Regions from separate parts of the Homo sapiens genome. Here all the other regions are linked to region 4. Evidence: chromatin contacts called from ENCODE Hi-C or POLR2A ChIA-PET data. All regions are on one chromosome and are shown on one strand. Each heading gives the region's core, a stretch centred on a gene start or an enhancer-like site at or near the end of the contact. The rest is flanking DNA. Distances are from core to core; before and after follow the strand shown.

Evidence for each region. Hi-C counts contacts between places; a loop is a spot of excess contacts on that map. ChIA-PET counts read pairs that join two places held with the same protein, here RNA polymerase II (POLR2A). Pooled maps may share reads with other maps.
Region 1: a loop to region 4 is called in a map of naive thymus-derived CD4-positive, alpha-beta T cell, with 5 times the contacts of the local background. The contact joins the promoter of HIP1 here to the promoter of BAZ1B in region 4. A Hi-C loop is called at or near these places in 1 of 168 maps with a recorded cell type or tissue (naive thymus-derived CD4-positive, alpha-beta T cell) and 8 of 50 pooled maps. POLR2A ChIA-PET finds 5 or more read pairs at or near these places in 1 of 52 experiments (activated naive CD8-positive, alpha-beta T cell).
Region 2: a map of naive thymus-derived CD4-positive, alpha-beta T cell shows a loop between it and region 4 (5-fold over the local background). The contact joins the promoter of TMEM120A here to the promoter of BAZ1B in region 4. A Hi-C loop is called at or near these places in 2 of 168 maps with a recorded cell type or tissue (naive thymus-derived CD4-positive, alpha-beta T cell and transverse colon), 1 of 37 single-sample maps with no recorded cell type and 4 of 50 pooled maps. POLR2A ChIA-PET finds 5 or more read pairs at or near these places in 1 of 52 experiments (HEK293).
Region 3: a loop to region 4 is called in a pooled map, with 21 times the contacts of the local background. The contact joins the promoter of YWHAG here to the promoter of BAZ1B in region 4. A Hi-C loop is called at or near these places in 1 of 37 single-sample maps with no recorded cell type and 8 of 50 pooled maps. POLR2A ChIA-PET finds 5 or more read pairs at or near these places in 1 of 52 experiments (T-cell).
Region 5: a loop to region 4 is called in a pooled map, with 12 times the contacts of the local background. The contact joins the promoter of MDH2 here to the promoter of BAZ1B in region 4. A Hi-C loop is called at or near these places in 1 of 168 maps with a recorded cell type or tissue (sciatic nerve) and 6 of 50 pooled maps. POLR2A ChIA-PET finds 5 or more read pairs at or near these places in 1 of 52 experiments (CD8-positive, alpha-beta memory T cell).

What each region holds. Positions count from the first base shown.
Region 1 is chr7:75,737,672-75,740,371 of GRCh38, reverse strand. It overlaps HIP1 (huntingtin interacting protein 1), which reads left to right and starts at 1,431. Exons shown (of 31, transcript NM_005338.7): 1 at 1,431-1,571. The coding sequence starts at 1,452. RefSeq lists a silencer at 654-1,643.
Region 2 is chr7:75,993,191-75,995,890 of GRCh38, reverse strand. It overlaps TMEM120A (transmembrane protein 120A), which reads left to right and starts at 1,296. Exons shown (of 12, transcript NM_031925.3): 1 at 1,296-1,401. The coding sequence starts at 1,321. RefSeq lists silencers at 1,055-1,504, 1,515-1,574.
Region 3 is chr7:76,357,661-76,360,360 of GRCh38, reverse strand. YWHAG (tyrosine 3-monooxygenase/tryptophan 5-monooxygenase activation protein gamma) reads left to right here and starts at 1,370. Exons shown (of 2, transcript NM_012479.4): 1 at 1,370-1,639. The coding sequence starts at 1,553. RefSeq lists silencers at 1,036-1,445, 1,766-1,965, 2,049-2,239 and an enhancer at 1,295-1,941.
Region 4 is chr7:73,520,885-73,523,584 of GRCh38, reverse strand. BAZ1B (bromodomain adjacent to zinc finger domain 1B) reads left to right here and starts at 1,292. Exons shown (of 20, transcript NM_032408.4): 1 at 1,292-1,758. The coding sequence starts at 1,652. RefSeq lists silencers at 679-818, 1,169-2,048 and an enhancer at 949-1,108.
Region 5 is chr7:76,046,846-76,049,545 of GRCh38, reverse strand. It overlaps MDH2 (malate dehydrogenase 2), which reads right to left and starts at 1,440. Exons shown (of 9, transcript NM_005918.4): 1 at 1,320-1,440. The coding sequence starts at 1,385. STYXL1 (serine/threonine/tyrosine interacting like 1) reads left to right here and starts at 1,546. Exons shown (of 9, transcript NM_001317785.2): 1 at 1,546-1,884. RefSeq lists enhancers at 509-1,290, 1,566-1,645, 1,756-1,845, 1,291-2,073 and a silencer at 1,156-1,315.

The sequences.
Region 1 (2,700 bases), core at 182-2,681, 2.2 Mb before region 4:
CACACGAATCACCAAATTGTTAGGCCTAAAGGTGCCATTCATTACTCCGAGTTTCAAATAACTTTTAAAAAATACATCTATGCCGGGTGCTGTAGCTCATGTCTGTAATCACAGTACTTTGGGAGGCCAAGGTGGGAGGCTTGCTTGAGGCCACGAGTTCGAGACCAGTCTGGGCAACATAGAAAGACTCCATCTCTGCAAAAAAGATAGCCAGGCTTGGTGGCGTGCATCTGTAGTCCCAGCTACTCGAGAGGCCGAGGCAGGAAAATCGCTAGGACCCAGGAGCTCAAGGTCCCAGTGTGTTACGATCTGCACTCCAGCCTGGGCGACAGAGGGAGACTGACTCCAAATGAAACCAAAAAAAAAAAAAAAAACAAACAAAAACAAAAACAAAAACACACCTAAATTGGAGTTTAACGGAAAACTTTTAACTTTCTCCAGCACTCCTGCTAAGCATCACACTTCTCTCTGCTTGCTGGTACCCTGGCTGACGTCTGAGCAGGATGGGACGCGCGGCTCAGAGCCTAAGATAAACCGAAAGTGTCTACAGGGCTTTCTACCAACAAATAAGCTCTGACGGGTTCCTTTGATGAGGTTTGGGAGGCAGGTCCCGGGAGGTGCCCGCGGACTCAGCCCCGAACTCCGGGACCTGGGCTCTGCGATCCTTGCAGAGGGCATGGGCAGGGGCAGAATGGAGAAGTGCAGGACGGGGAAGCCTGGGAGCTGGGTGGGGGCGGCCACCCATTGAGCCGGATCCGGCCAGGCGCCCACGCTGCGCCCCGCCCGCGGGGCTGCGCTTTCCCGGGCTGCGGCCGCAGGGCTGGTCAGTCCGGCGCTCCCGGGTCCCAGGCCCGGAAGGAGCTAACGGGCTATTCGCAGGCGGGCTGGGATTCCCCCGGGGGAGGCCCCACTGCCCGGCCCGCGTCATCCCCGCCCATCTCCACGGGCCGTCGCGGGATAGCCCCCTGCAGGAGCGGGCAGGGTAGTGGGCGGCGCTTGGCGGAGGGCAGCACGCTCGGGGCGCGCGGGGACTGCGGCCGAGGGGAGGAGAGGGCGGTGCGCGGGCGGGGGCGGGGCGAGCGAGGGCATATCAGGGCAGCCCGCCCAGGCCACGCCCCATCCAGGCCTCGCCCCGTCCGCACCCCGCCCCGGCCCTGCCTAGAACGGCGGGACCACGGTGACTGACAGGACTCCAGACCAGTCACCACGCGCCTCGAGGCCCCGAGAGGCTAGTCGGGGCCGAGCCAGCGGAGGGGCTCCTGAAGGGGCGGGGGCGGGCGGGGAAGCCGTTCGGCGAGGGGCGGGGTCTCTGGAAGACTGGCAGAACTCACAGCCAATGGCAGGCGGGAGCCGTCCCGTTAGCGCCGGATCCCCGCGGGTAGGGCGGGGCGGGCGGCGCCGTGGGGATCCCGGGGCAGCCGAGGGCCCCTGACTCGGCTCCTCGCGGCGACATGGATCGGATGGCCAGCTCCATGAAGCAGGTGCCCAACCCACTGCCCAAGGTGCTGAGCCGGCGCGGGGTCGGCGCTGGGCTGGAGGCGGCGGAGCGCGAGAGCTTCGAGCGGACTCAGGTGAGGACGGGGGACCCCGGGGCATCCCTGGGGCACCCTGAGGGACGCGGTGTCCGGGAGGGGCTTTGAAGGGAGTAGGAGTCTTGCAGGCCCCAGTTGAAGACGGGGCGAGGGTGTAGTGAGCGGGGGCATTGACGTGCAGATCTGGGCGATCCCAGGAAGGTCGGGGACCCCAGGGTACCCCAGCTGGCCTGGGGAGAAGGGCAGAGGCGGGCTCGGAGGAGATGGCAGGATGCGTGGCCAAGAGGAGCCTGATCGGCTGGGTACCGGGCAGGAGTCCCAAGATGAGGTGAGAGGGGAAGGAACTGAAAAGGGGCGGAATGGAAGGGTTGCCCCTAAACAAGGGAAGCGCACGGGAGCCACTTGGAGGCTCAAGTGTGGGGGCGGAGAGTGGGGGCGCCGGGCTGGGAATGTGAAGGGTGAGGGGACCTCTCTTCCCCTCCGATCACTTCTTGGTTGCATTGACATCCCTTCCCACCCCCCACCCCTTAGCATCCCCCTTTCTCGATGCCTCTTGCTTGGCTCTGGCCAGCCCCAGCTGTCAGCTCTGAGGCCGGGCGGAAGGGGTCGGAGCAGGGAAAAGGAATGTAGGAAATGCAAAGTGTGGCCACTTTGTGGGAAAATTACTTTGGGGGCTAAAGTGGAGACCATGGTGCCCCTGAGCCCTGACTTGGGGTCTTGGTTTTATCCCCCAAGATGTGCCTGACAGCTAATAGGCAGACTGCCCTATTTGTCCTGCCTGGCCAGGGCTTGGGGCCAAAATTCCTCAGTGTCATCAACAAAAAGCCACAATCCATTTTTTTCTCCGAGTTTTTAATGCCTGGTGTATTGATTGGGCTGAATTAAGCTGACATGTTGATGGTGTTCATCAATTCATTTGTATGTAAAATCCATTTCAAAGAGTACAACGCTTCTTTTAATCCCAGTGCCAATGCTGGAGGGGCAGATTTCTTCTACACTCTTGTGCTCAGAGTGGAACCTTTGAAGATCCATTTGGGTCCCCCTCTCCAGAGGCTGGTCCCCTGATGTGTTATGCGAGGAATACTTCCCCCAAACACAGTTGGAGGGAAAGGGCTTTGGGATTTTAGTTAGAAAAGACAGTGAGAATCTGACTGAAGGTTCTGTATAT
Region 2 (2,700 bases), core at 47-2,546, 2.5 Mb before region 4:
CCCCCATCTCCCTATCCACGTTTCTAGAAATTCCTAAGGTCTTAAAAGTTTTCCTTTTTTTTACCCCCTTTCCTTTTTTTTGGAGGCACGGTCTTGCTGTGTCTCTCAGGCTGGAGTGCAGTGGCGCAATCATGGCTCACTGCAGCCTCAACTTCCCTGGGCTCAAGCGATCCTCCCACCTCAACCTCCTGAGTGAGTAGCTGGGAATGCAGGCATGCACCATCACACCTGGCTAATTTATTTTTATTTTTGTAGAAACAGGGTCTTGCTCTGTTGCCTAGGCTGGTCTCGAACTTCTGGGCTCAAGTGATCCTCCAGCCTCGGCCTCCCCAAAATGCTGGGATTACAGGTGTGGGCCACGGCACCCAGTTGGAAGTTGTTTTCCAAATGCACTTCTCCAAAGCTGGCAGCACCCACAGAACAAACTGGGCATCAGGAGACGGCACAGACTAGGGGACTGGTAGGGGATTAGGATGTCCATCCATGCAGGACCTTCCCCAAGTCCATTCGGCAACCATTCCCTGCCACCGCGTGGGTGGGGCTGGGAACAGAGAGATGAATGCCGTCCCACCACTTAGCGCGCTCTGTGGAGGGATGGGGGTGGGAGGGGGTGGGGGATTCCCCTCAACAGAAGGGCAGGCCTTCAAGGAGGAGTGGGGTTTTGCCAGAGGGGGAACGGCTTTACACACAGCCCTGGCTTTCCTCAGGGTGTGAGTTGGGACAGAGCCCGGGATGGCTGCAGAGCTCCGATTAGGGACCTCCTGGTAGGCAGGACACAGCCGCTGGAAAGTTTTAAGCATGAACATGATGGGGAATCAGCCTTGTGTTTTGGGAAGGGCAGTCCGGTGGCCGCGAGAAGGGACAGTGGAGGTGAGGCAGGGAGAAAGGAGGCCGCTGTAAAAATCCAAGCGAGAGAAGCAGCTCTAACTCCCTTCCCCAAAGAGGCTCAGCTTCCCAAGGACGAAAATGTTGCAAGCAGGTGTCACCTCCCTGCACCTTGGTTTGCTCTCAGCATGACGGGCCAGAGCCCTGCTGGCTGCACCACGCGGCTGGCACAGTCAGTGCAGTCCAGGCCCGGGGGCTGCAGCCGTCCCAGTCCCGGTCCAGGCCGCGAGTCCCGGGGCTAGCAACCGCCCTTGCATACGGCCCCGCCCATACCCCGCCCCTGTCCCGGATTGGCTGGGGTGGGGGGCGTGGCCTTTCCCCATTGGTGCCCGTGGCGGCGCGAGCCCGGAAGCGGACGGGGGCGGTGGCGGAGGAGCCTCGGGTGGGCCGGGGTTGCTGCGCCGTCCTCCACTACTGGCTACTGGCGCTGCAGCCATGCAGCCCCCGCCCCCGGGCCCGCTGGGCGACTGCCTGCGGGACTGGGAGGATCTACAGCAGGACTTCCAGAACATCCAGGTTAGCGCCGCTGCGGACGCCGGGTCGCCCCCGAGCCGCGTCTCGCTGGCTCAGGGTCAAGGGTCGGGCAGCCCTGGGTCAGGCAGTGGGGAGCTAAGGGTCAGGGGTCGGGGCCCTGGCGTCACTGCCAAGGGGGGCGAGGCCCCTGGTCCTGGTGTCCACTGCCACCACCTCCAGTGTCCGGGAACCCCGGCGGGACCCCATCGCGCTGGGCGACCTCGGCTTCCAATGAGGGCCTTGGAAAGGGGCCCAGACCCCGACCCCGTCCCTTCCCAGAAGAGAGCGGCCGCCTGAGTCACACACGGGCGGGCCCAGCCTTGGGTCAGCCACTCAGCAAACGCGCAGCGGGCAGCGCCCGAGAGGCAGCCCAGGTCGGGGGAGCAGCGTTTAGGGGGGTGTCCTCGGCCTGGATGGGGGACGCCCCAGGCAGAGGGATACCGCGCGCCGCCGAGGCCTTTGGAAGGAAAGAGGGGACTTGACAGGCCCATGTGGCTGCATCAAGGAGAACCAGGGGAGGGGTGGGACGGGTGGGAGGGGTGGGCGGGGCTAGGCCCTGCAGGGACGCTCTGGCCTGGCAGAGATCAGAGTCCCTCCGAGGCCAGTGGAAAGCTACGGGAGGAATTGTCTGGACTGAGCTCCCCAGGGCCACCGTGGCTGTTCTGTCCAGAGGCCAGGGAGGAGGAGGCTGTTGGCCTCATCCAGGCAGGGAAGAGGGCGGTGGCTGTGGGTGGGCAGAAGTGGCACGTGCTGGGGTCCGAGGGGGCGTGGTGACCCCTCCTGGGCATGAGAAACAAGATCCAGACAGAGTAGAGCCCTGGCCAGCTGATGGCTTGGTTAGCCCTTGGCCTCTCCTGGACTGGTTCCAACTGCTTCCTGTGGGCATTGAAACCCAGCTGCCCCTGGCCCTGCCAAGGCCCCTGCCATTGGTGCTTCTCCCCAGAGACTGAGCAGACCCAGTCTCCCCGCCTGGCCGCCGCTGTCCTGGCCACAGCCCCTGCTTGGCTCTCCTCACACTGCCCCTTGCCCCATCTCTAGGCTGCGCCTTCTTGAGACTCACCTACCAGGGCAAAGTGCTTGGGGAATCCTTGGGCCAAAGGTGCTAGGGGAAGGGAGTGGGGCTGGCCTTAGAGCAGGAGGCTCTAGGGTTGAAACCTGATGACCTTTAACCTGGGAAGAAGATGTCAGGGATTCCTGAGAACCTGAGCTCCTCCTGTACTGGAAGGCTAGATAGGCAGGAGGAGCTGAGAGGATAGAGGGGTGGCTCTGGGCTGCCTGCTTGGTCCAGGAGGTGGCCCTGGG
Region 3 (2,700 bases), core at 121-2,620, 2.8 Mb before region 4:
TTACTGACTTCTAGCATACTGTACATATCTCACCTATTTTCTTGGGCAGGGATTTTTGTCTGTTTTGTTCACTACTGTACCTCGTGGCTTAGAATAGGGCTTGGAACACAGTAGCTTCTCATAGATAATTGTTGAATACATAAAGTAAATAAAATGTGCAGTCAAAACTATCAGGCCTGCAGGCATGGTGGCTCACATCTGTAATCCCAGCACCTTGGGAGGCCGAGGCGTGAGGATCGCTTGAGCCCAGGAGTTCGAGACCAGCATGGGCAACAAAGCTAGACCCCCGTCTCTACAAAAAAGCAAAACAAAGCAAAAAAACCCATGCTATCTGCAAGCTATGTGGAATAATATGAACGAGAATATATCAGCGTGACCTCAGTAGGTATGTATGTCTTAGGAGGGGAGAGAAGGGCTGGACAACCAAGCCCTAGACGCAGCCCAGTTAGATGTGGAGTAGGCTCCTGGTAGCTGAACTCAATCTTTAGCACTCCACCCTGGAGAGGAAGAAGGGGTTCTCCAGGGTCAGCCAGCAGACAGCTGCATCCTTTCTGGAAATCAACCACTGTGGCCAGCCGGTATTTGTCGTTCGTCCATGTTTTCACCTATTCAGGCCCAAGAGCCTCAAGGTGGGGTGGGGGGTTTAATGGAAGCTCGTAGGGGGTGGAGGTGACAGTCCCCAGGGTCTGGCCCCTTAATTCGGCCATCCCGCGGGCAGGCACCACACTGAGAGTCTGGATCTACAATGGACGCGCCTCCTGTCCTTCCCCCACCACGACCTGCTACGTGATCTCGGAAACAGGGTCTAGGACTGAGGCCCCTGCCCCCTCCTCTCGTAATTTCCCGGAGAATATGGGGCGGGGCGGTGAATCAGCACTCGCAGGGACTGATGCAGCCCTGATCCCCGCCAGGGGTCCCCAGCGGCCTCGGGATTCGAAGCACCCCCCCCCGTCCTCCTGCGCCTGCGCGCTATGTCCGCTGGGAGTTGTAGTCTTGACCGCCCCTTTGTCCTTGGTCTCCTCAGCGCCTCAGTGCACTGCAGGTTACACTACAACTCCCAGGGGCCCATGCGTCCGAGGGCTGGCGGGGCGGGAGGCTCAAGGGGGAGGCGTAAGGGGGCGACTGGAGAAGCTGGGGTGAGGGAACTGGGGAGTGAAGTGAAAAAAGGGGAGAGTGGGGGCGCAGTGGGAAAGGACGGGGTGCCCGGAAGACGCGCAGTGAGCCCAGCTGGGGAGCGGGGAGTTCTAGCCGCGGCCGGGCTCGGGCGGGGCATGGGCGGGGCTTGCGGACGGGTGGGCGGGGCCTGCCTTCGTCATGCGGCGTGGGCGGGGCCGCAGGGGGTTGTCCGTCAGTGGCACGCACAGCAGCCGCAGCCGCCTCGCGCCCGGTCCCGCGGTCGCAGCTCCAGCCGCCTCCTCCGCGCAGCCGCCGCCTCAGCTGCTCGCTCTGTGGGTCGGTCCTCTCCGGCACTTGGGCTCCAGTCGCGCCCTCCAAGCCCTTCAGGCCGCCCCAGTGTCCTCCTCCTTCTCCGGCCAGACCCAGCCCCGCGAAGATGGTGGACCGCGAGCAACTGGTGCAGAAAGCCCGGCTGGCCGAGCAGGCGGAGCGCTACGACGACATGGCCGCGGCCATGAAGAACGTGAGTGTCTCCTCCCCTCCCCCGCCGCTCCCTGCCCCTCCGAAGACGCGGTCCTTGGCGTGGAAGGCCCGGGGCTTCGTCGCCCTGTCGCGATGGCGGGTTGACCGCCCCGTCTCGCTCACTGAGGGGGGCTGGGGAGGGTCCCGAGAGGCGACGGGAACCCGGGCTGTGACGCGGCCTCTTTTCGGAGTCCCCGTGGCCCCGCGGCGCTGCCATTCAGGCCCGGCGCGGGCGCGGGCCGGGGCGAGGTCCCGCGGGGCTGGACTTGGGAGCGGGGTCTCCGGCCCCCGCGGCTCTAGGGGTGCAGGGGACCCGAGCGGGGAGGCGTGCGCATCCTTTGTGCCCCACTTCCCCCCTCCTCCTAGCCTGGGCGTGGGGGCGGGGGACCGCATGGATGCGGTTCCTCTTTCTCTCCCTGGTGTCTGGGCGGCGCCTTTCCCATTCACTCAGCAGGTCTCCCGGTTTTCCACCTCCCCAGCCCCCCCAGAATCTTCCCCACTGTCTGTCCCGACACATCCCTGAGAATCTTCCCAGAAACATTGTATAGGGTCTCTTGAAAACCTGAGCTCCGTGGTGCAAAATCGAAACCACCTTGCTCACGTTTTTCTTAACAAAAGGCTCTTCTTTCTCCATTCGCCCAAAGCAAGTCCTCCGGCTTTTAGGAAGGGAGAACGTTTGTCTCGCTAGCGTTTTCATTGATCATTCTCAACATGTCATCTCCATTTTATTCCCTAATGTTTTTGTATTGAAAAGGGTAGGTATTGCCTGTAAAATTAAAAGGTGGTGAATGTAGCTGACTGGTTCGATTCGTGTGACATATGCCGTTTCTTTTTTGAATACAGGCACGCGTCTGTTGAAATTCCTATAAGTTGGGGGAAAAAATATTCTGTCTGATCTGATAGTGCAAACAAAGCCGTGGTGAGAGGCAGTATCAAGTCATTCCAGAAGATTCTGCATTTGTCATATTGCAGAGAGCCTAGACTGGGTGGAGGCTGGGAGGAGTTATTTTAAAGGGGAAAAAGTCTTTTTAAAAATTTTTGGTTGTTAGATGCATCTGAGGC
Region 4 (2,700 bases), core at 43-2,542:
AGCCAGAGTCACAGCTCTGGCAGGGCGTGGTGGCTCACGCCTGTAATCCCAACACTTTGGGAGGCCGAGGCGGGTGGATCACCTGAGATCAGGAGTCCGAGACCAGCCTGACCAACATGGTGAAACCCCGTCTCTACAAAATACAAAAAATAGCCGGGTGTGGTGGCGCGCACCTGTAGTCCCAGCTACTCGGGAGGCCGAGGCAAGAGAATAGCTTGAACCCGGGAGGGAGAGGTTGCAGTGAGCCGAGACTGCACCACTGCACTCCAGCCTGGGCAACAAGAGTGAAACTCCGTCTCAAAAAAAAAAATAATGATAATTTTGGGAGGCCTAGGCGGTCGGATCACCTGAAGTCGGGAGTTTGAGACCAGCCTGACCAACATGGAGAAGCCCCGTCTCTACTAATAATACAAAATTGGCCGGGCGTGGTGGTGCACGCCAGTAATTCCAGCTACTTGGGAGGCTGAGGCAGGAGAATCTCTTGAACCCGGGAGGCGGAGGTTGCGGTGAGCCGATATCGCGCCATTGCCCTCCAGCCTGGGCGACAGAGCGAGACTCCGTCTCAAAAAAAACAAAAACCAAAAACCAAAAAACTAAGTACGTCTTTTAATCTATTTCTCCAAAGAAGCTTCTATATTCTACTTTCCAGCCAGCCCCTAGAAACAAGCAGTATACTTCTACCCAGATCTCAACCACACTCCCGCCCAGAAGTTAACTCTGGGGTGAGCAAAGCTGGCCCCCACGTTGTCCTTCCGCAGAACCTTTGGTAGGGTAAGCTCCCGGGGCCACTTCCCGCCAACCCCTCCCTGCAGCCCAGCCCCACCCGCGCATCCCCGGGCGTGGCCGAGCACGGCGCCTTTAAGAAGGGGGAGGCGCCCAAGAGGAAAGACAAAGCCCCTGGCCGCGCGCTCACCCTCCCCCTCCGGCGCACCACACGGACAGTGGTGCCCGGATGTCGGTGTCGCCGTCGGTGACAGATGGCGCAGTATCTGTATATGCGAGGGGCTTCTCCGGCTTGACCTCTTTGAGTTCTCGTCCTCTCCATCCCCCGCTGTCCCCCACTTTTAACTCTGCCGTCGGAGGCCCGCACGCCTATCACGGGCGCTTACATAACGTGACCTTTCACCTCTTCAGACTGCCCTCTAGTGCGCTGCAACCCAACTACGCGACAGGGGCAGGGGGGCGGGACCCAGGCGCGGAGCGGCAGCTCCTCCGAGCCAATAGGCTGTGAGCGCTGACCAGCTCTCCGCCTATTGGAGCATTCGCCACCGGCGCCACGGGGGAGCAAGTTAGTGTGTGCGTTGGCCGGGCCCGGGGGAGGAGGGGAATCTCCCGCCATTTTTCAATAATTTCCTCCGGTGCTGCTGAGGAGGAGTCGTGACTGCCGGCCGCCGGGACCCGAAGCGGAGGTCGGCGGGGGGCTGCTGGGAGGCGCGGCGGTGTGCGCGGGAGCTCTGCGCCGTGGCGTTCCGCTCCATGACTGTCGCGCGGCCGCGCCGGCGGTGAGGGAGCCGGAGTTCGCGCCGCCCTCTCACCCCTCCCTTCCCCCACCCCACCCCCGGGCGCCTGGCGCTCGCTCCGGGCCGCGGGGCCTAGTGCTGCGCCGCGGGGCCGGCCCCAGCAGCCGCCAGTCCCCACCGCCGCCGCCGCGATGGCGCCGCTCCTGGGCCGCAAGCCCTTCCCGCTGGTGAAGCCGTTGCCCGGAGAGGAGCCGCTCTTCACCATCCCGCACACTCAGGAGGCCTTCCGCACCCGGGAGTATCCTTTTCCAGCCGCGCGGGCCGGGCTGGGCCGGGCTGGGCCGGGGTAGGGCCTGGGGCTCGCGAGACCAGGTCAGCCGCGCATCCCCGGCCCGGGGCAGCTGTCAGCGCGCCCCGGCCGCTCGCGGGCCTGGAGGCTGAGTCTCAGCCTGCGCCCGCCGATCCTTCCAGGGGATCCGGCGGGGGGCGCGCACCGGCCCTGGAAGGAGAAGGGCCCGCTTCGGCCGCCCCCGGGGCCCCGCACTTTGTCCCGGGGCCTCGCCGGCGAGGAGCGCATCCCCCATCCCCATTACCTTCCCCGGGTTGGCTTTAGGCCTTGAGGACCCGAGAGGGAGGAGGAGGCGTGGGGAGGGGGAGCTAGGTTTTCTCCTTTAATTTTTACAAAAATTTTTTAAAAATTTAAATGAAACCTGCAGCTTAAGTTTTGAAATTGTACTCGCGCGGCCTCGTGATGCGGCGTGTGCAAGACTCAACTGCGTCTTACCCCGATCTCTGCGGGGATACTTGGCGTTTTTTTCGTCTCCCGAGGGGACTTTAGGCCGGGGATGAACTGACAGGACCCTGGGGCAGAAAACTAGGAATGAGATTCCCCGCTTAGAGGAAAGGGAGGGAAGGAAACTGCCTGTGGAGGAGCTGATGCCTGCCTTCCCTGGGCAGACACAGGTTTGAAATTTTGAAGGTTTAGAAGGAGATTGGTATTTGTTAAAATTAAACAAACAAAAAAACCAAGACGTGAAGTTTTTATGTTGTATTTTAGGAACATGAAATTGGATGTTTTACAAAGGAAGCATCCTCTCGTCATGACTAAGATTTCTTGCATAAGCATTATCTTTTAGTGAAAAGTTGTGCAGCTTTTATTTGCTTTTTTTTAATGGGTGCCAGAAGAATCGTTTTTGAGGCTTATCTGTAAAAAAAACAAAAACGATTTCGGAATCAAGCA
Region 5 (2,700 bases), core at 191-2,690, 2.5 Mb before region 4:
ACTCATTCCCTAAGACCTTCATCGCCTCCACCTGTCCTAAGTTTACTCATTCCCTAAGACCTTCATCGCTTCCACCTGTCCTAAGTTTACTCATTCCTGTCCCATATCAAGTGTCACTTCTCACTTATCTTGGTATCCCCTGCAGCACCCAGCATAGTTGTTGGCAAGCACAGGTACTTAATGTACTTATCTGTATACAGCTGGGCCCCCACTTCACCGCAGCGCAAAAGCATTTGGTACATTCAACTTACAATGGGGTTGCCTGTGGGAACCCATTGCAAGTTGAAAATACACAAAGTTAAACTCGCCTTTTGACTTAGGATATTACCAACTTGCGATGGGTATGGGAAGTAGCCATCAATCCAGGAGCATTTGTATTTATTTTTCAAATGAACTGGATGTACAGGAAACTCGAGAACTTCGATGATAAATTTGGATTCCCCTTTAAAATTACCTCCCTCTTGGGCGTCGTAATTAAAAGGCAATGCGAGCACCTCCTGGGTTCTCAAAATTAGGTTTAATTAGATTCACCTGGTAAAAATGCGGACCCCCCCCCCCCCCCCCGCAGTCTTAAGCTTCTTCAATGAACCCAGACGTCTGTTTTTTATTAGCTTTCTGGTGATTCTGACACACTGCAGAGTTTAAGAACCACCATTCTAGAAGATGGCTAAAAATAGCCTAGGCTCCTAGGCTTAAGTGGTCGCGGGCCAAGTCAAGCACTGTTAAGACACCTGGCGGCAGGCTCAGTCCGCCCACAGCAGGAGAGATCCTCCAAAAAGGTTAAGAGGAAGCCGTCTTCAGGTCAGAAGCGCTGAATTCTAATCCTCTGGCCAAATGACTGTAACCCTGGCCCAGTTCTCTAGCCTCGGTTTGTCCATACTATGGAATTAGGAAGTATACGATTTCTTTTATTCACGCACAACTCACACGGATGCTGCAAGGAGATTAGCTACGTCAAAGCAATGGAACGCTGCAGAAAAAAACGTAAGTTTACTTTCAGATGCAGAGCCCTGGTTTCCCAACCTTGAAGGCGTGCAAGCCAAGAGCAGGTCCTCTGGGAAATCTGGGAGACCTGGGGGAACCCTGACAAATGGACCGGCCCTGGAGCGGGACTACCTCGCCCCCTTTTCCCCGGCTTTCTCCCCCGCACCTCCAGGCCAGTGTCAGGGCCTGCCCCGGGCGCCACAGTCTCCAGCCAGTGCCGGGCATCCCTGCGGTCCAGGCTGGCCTGGAGAGGGTCAGAGCTGCCCGCGAACCGGGGACGCACGTGGCCCGGGCCGGGGGGCCTCCGCCTGCAGGCCGCCCCTCGTCTGGCCTACCTGGGCCGAGGTGCTGAAGCTGCGGCGGAGAGCAGCGCTGGCAGGCCGGGCGAGGGCGGAGAGCATGGCTGGAGCGGGAGGGGCACCGACTGGCAGGCACAGGAGCTGGTGACGGGGAAGTGACTCCAACGACCTCCACACTGCCCAGCGCCTGCTCTCTGGGGCCTCGCGAGAGTGACCGGACTTCCGGTCGCGCTCGCCTCCGGGATCTCGTGAGATCACGGCCACTTCCGGGAGTCGGAAAGGAAAGCTGTGGGACCATCCTGGCAACCCCGGTGTTTGGCTGGGTTCTAGCGTAGCCGTCTGTGTGGCCGGTGGGGGACCTGCGGTCGGAGTGGGAGGGCCAGTCTGCACCCAAGAGGTGGAAGAGGACGGGCTTTAGGCTGGAAGCGCCTTAGAGGAGCCATTTTTCCAGGTGGGGCCCCAGGCAGAGGCTCCGACAGGGAGCCTGGCCATAGTCGCGCAGCCGGGGAGGTGGAGCGCGTCCCAGACCCGAGCCCCCGACCTCAGCCAAACCCATTCCTTCTGCCCTTGGAGGCCAGAGGGGACTCTGAGCTCCGGAAAGGTAGGGTCAGGGAGGCTGAGAGTCCTTAGGCGGGGTGGGAGGAAGGGGCCATCTCCTCAGATCCGGGCCGTCGTTTCCCAAGTTGCAGAGACCCTTGGGTTCAGGTTTAGTGACACCACTGCTGATAATGGCGACCTCCAGCCCTGCAAGCTTTAGAGGACCACTATTCTGTGTTCCAGATGAGCAAATAGGTTGTAGGGACAACAACTTCCGTGGTCATACAGTTCCTGTCTTCTCTCGCCTGCCCGGCAGTGCTCTGACGGTCCCACTGTTTCTGCTTTACGAATAAAGACACTGTGGCTGAGGCCAAGTGGATTTGTAGAGTTTACGCAGACAGAAAGTCGAGTAGAATTCCTTGCTCACAATGAGTTTATTACTTAAATGTATGAATTTATTTATTTTTTTGAGACGGAGTCTCTCTAGCCCAGGCTGGAGTGCAGTGGCGCGATCTTGGCTCACTGCAACCTCTGCCTGTCAGGTTCAAGTGGTTCTCCTGCCTCATTCTCCTGAGTAGCTGGGATTAGCGCACCACTACACCTGGCTAATTTTTTGTATTTTTTTTTTAGTAGAGACGGGGTTTCACCACGTTGGTCAGGCTGGTCTCGAACTCCTGACCTCGTGATCCACCCGCCTCGGCCTCCCAAAGTGCTGAGATTACAGGCGTGAGCCACCGCGCCCGGCCTGATACATATTTTTAAAATTAAACAACACCCCCAGGCAAGGTGGCTCATGCCTGTAATCCCAGCACTCTGGGAGGCTGAGGCGGGCCGATCACTTGAGGCCAGGAGTTCATGACCAGCCTGGCTAACATGGTGA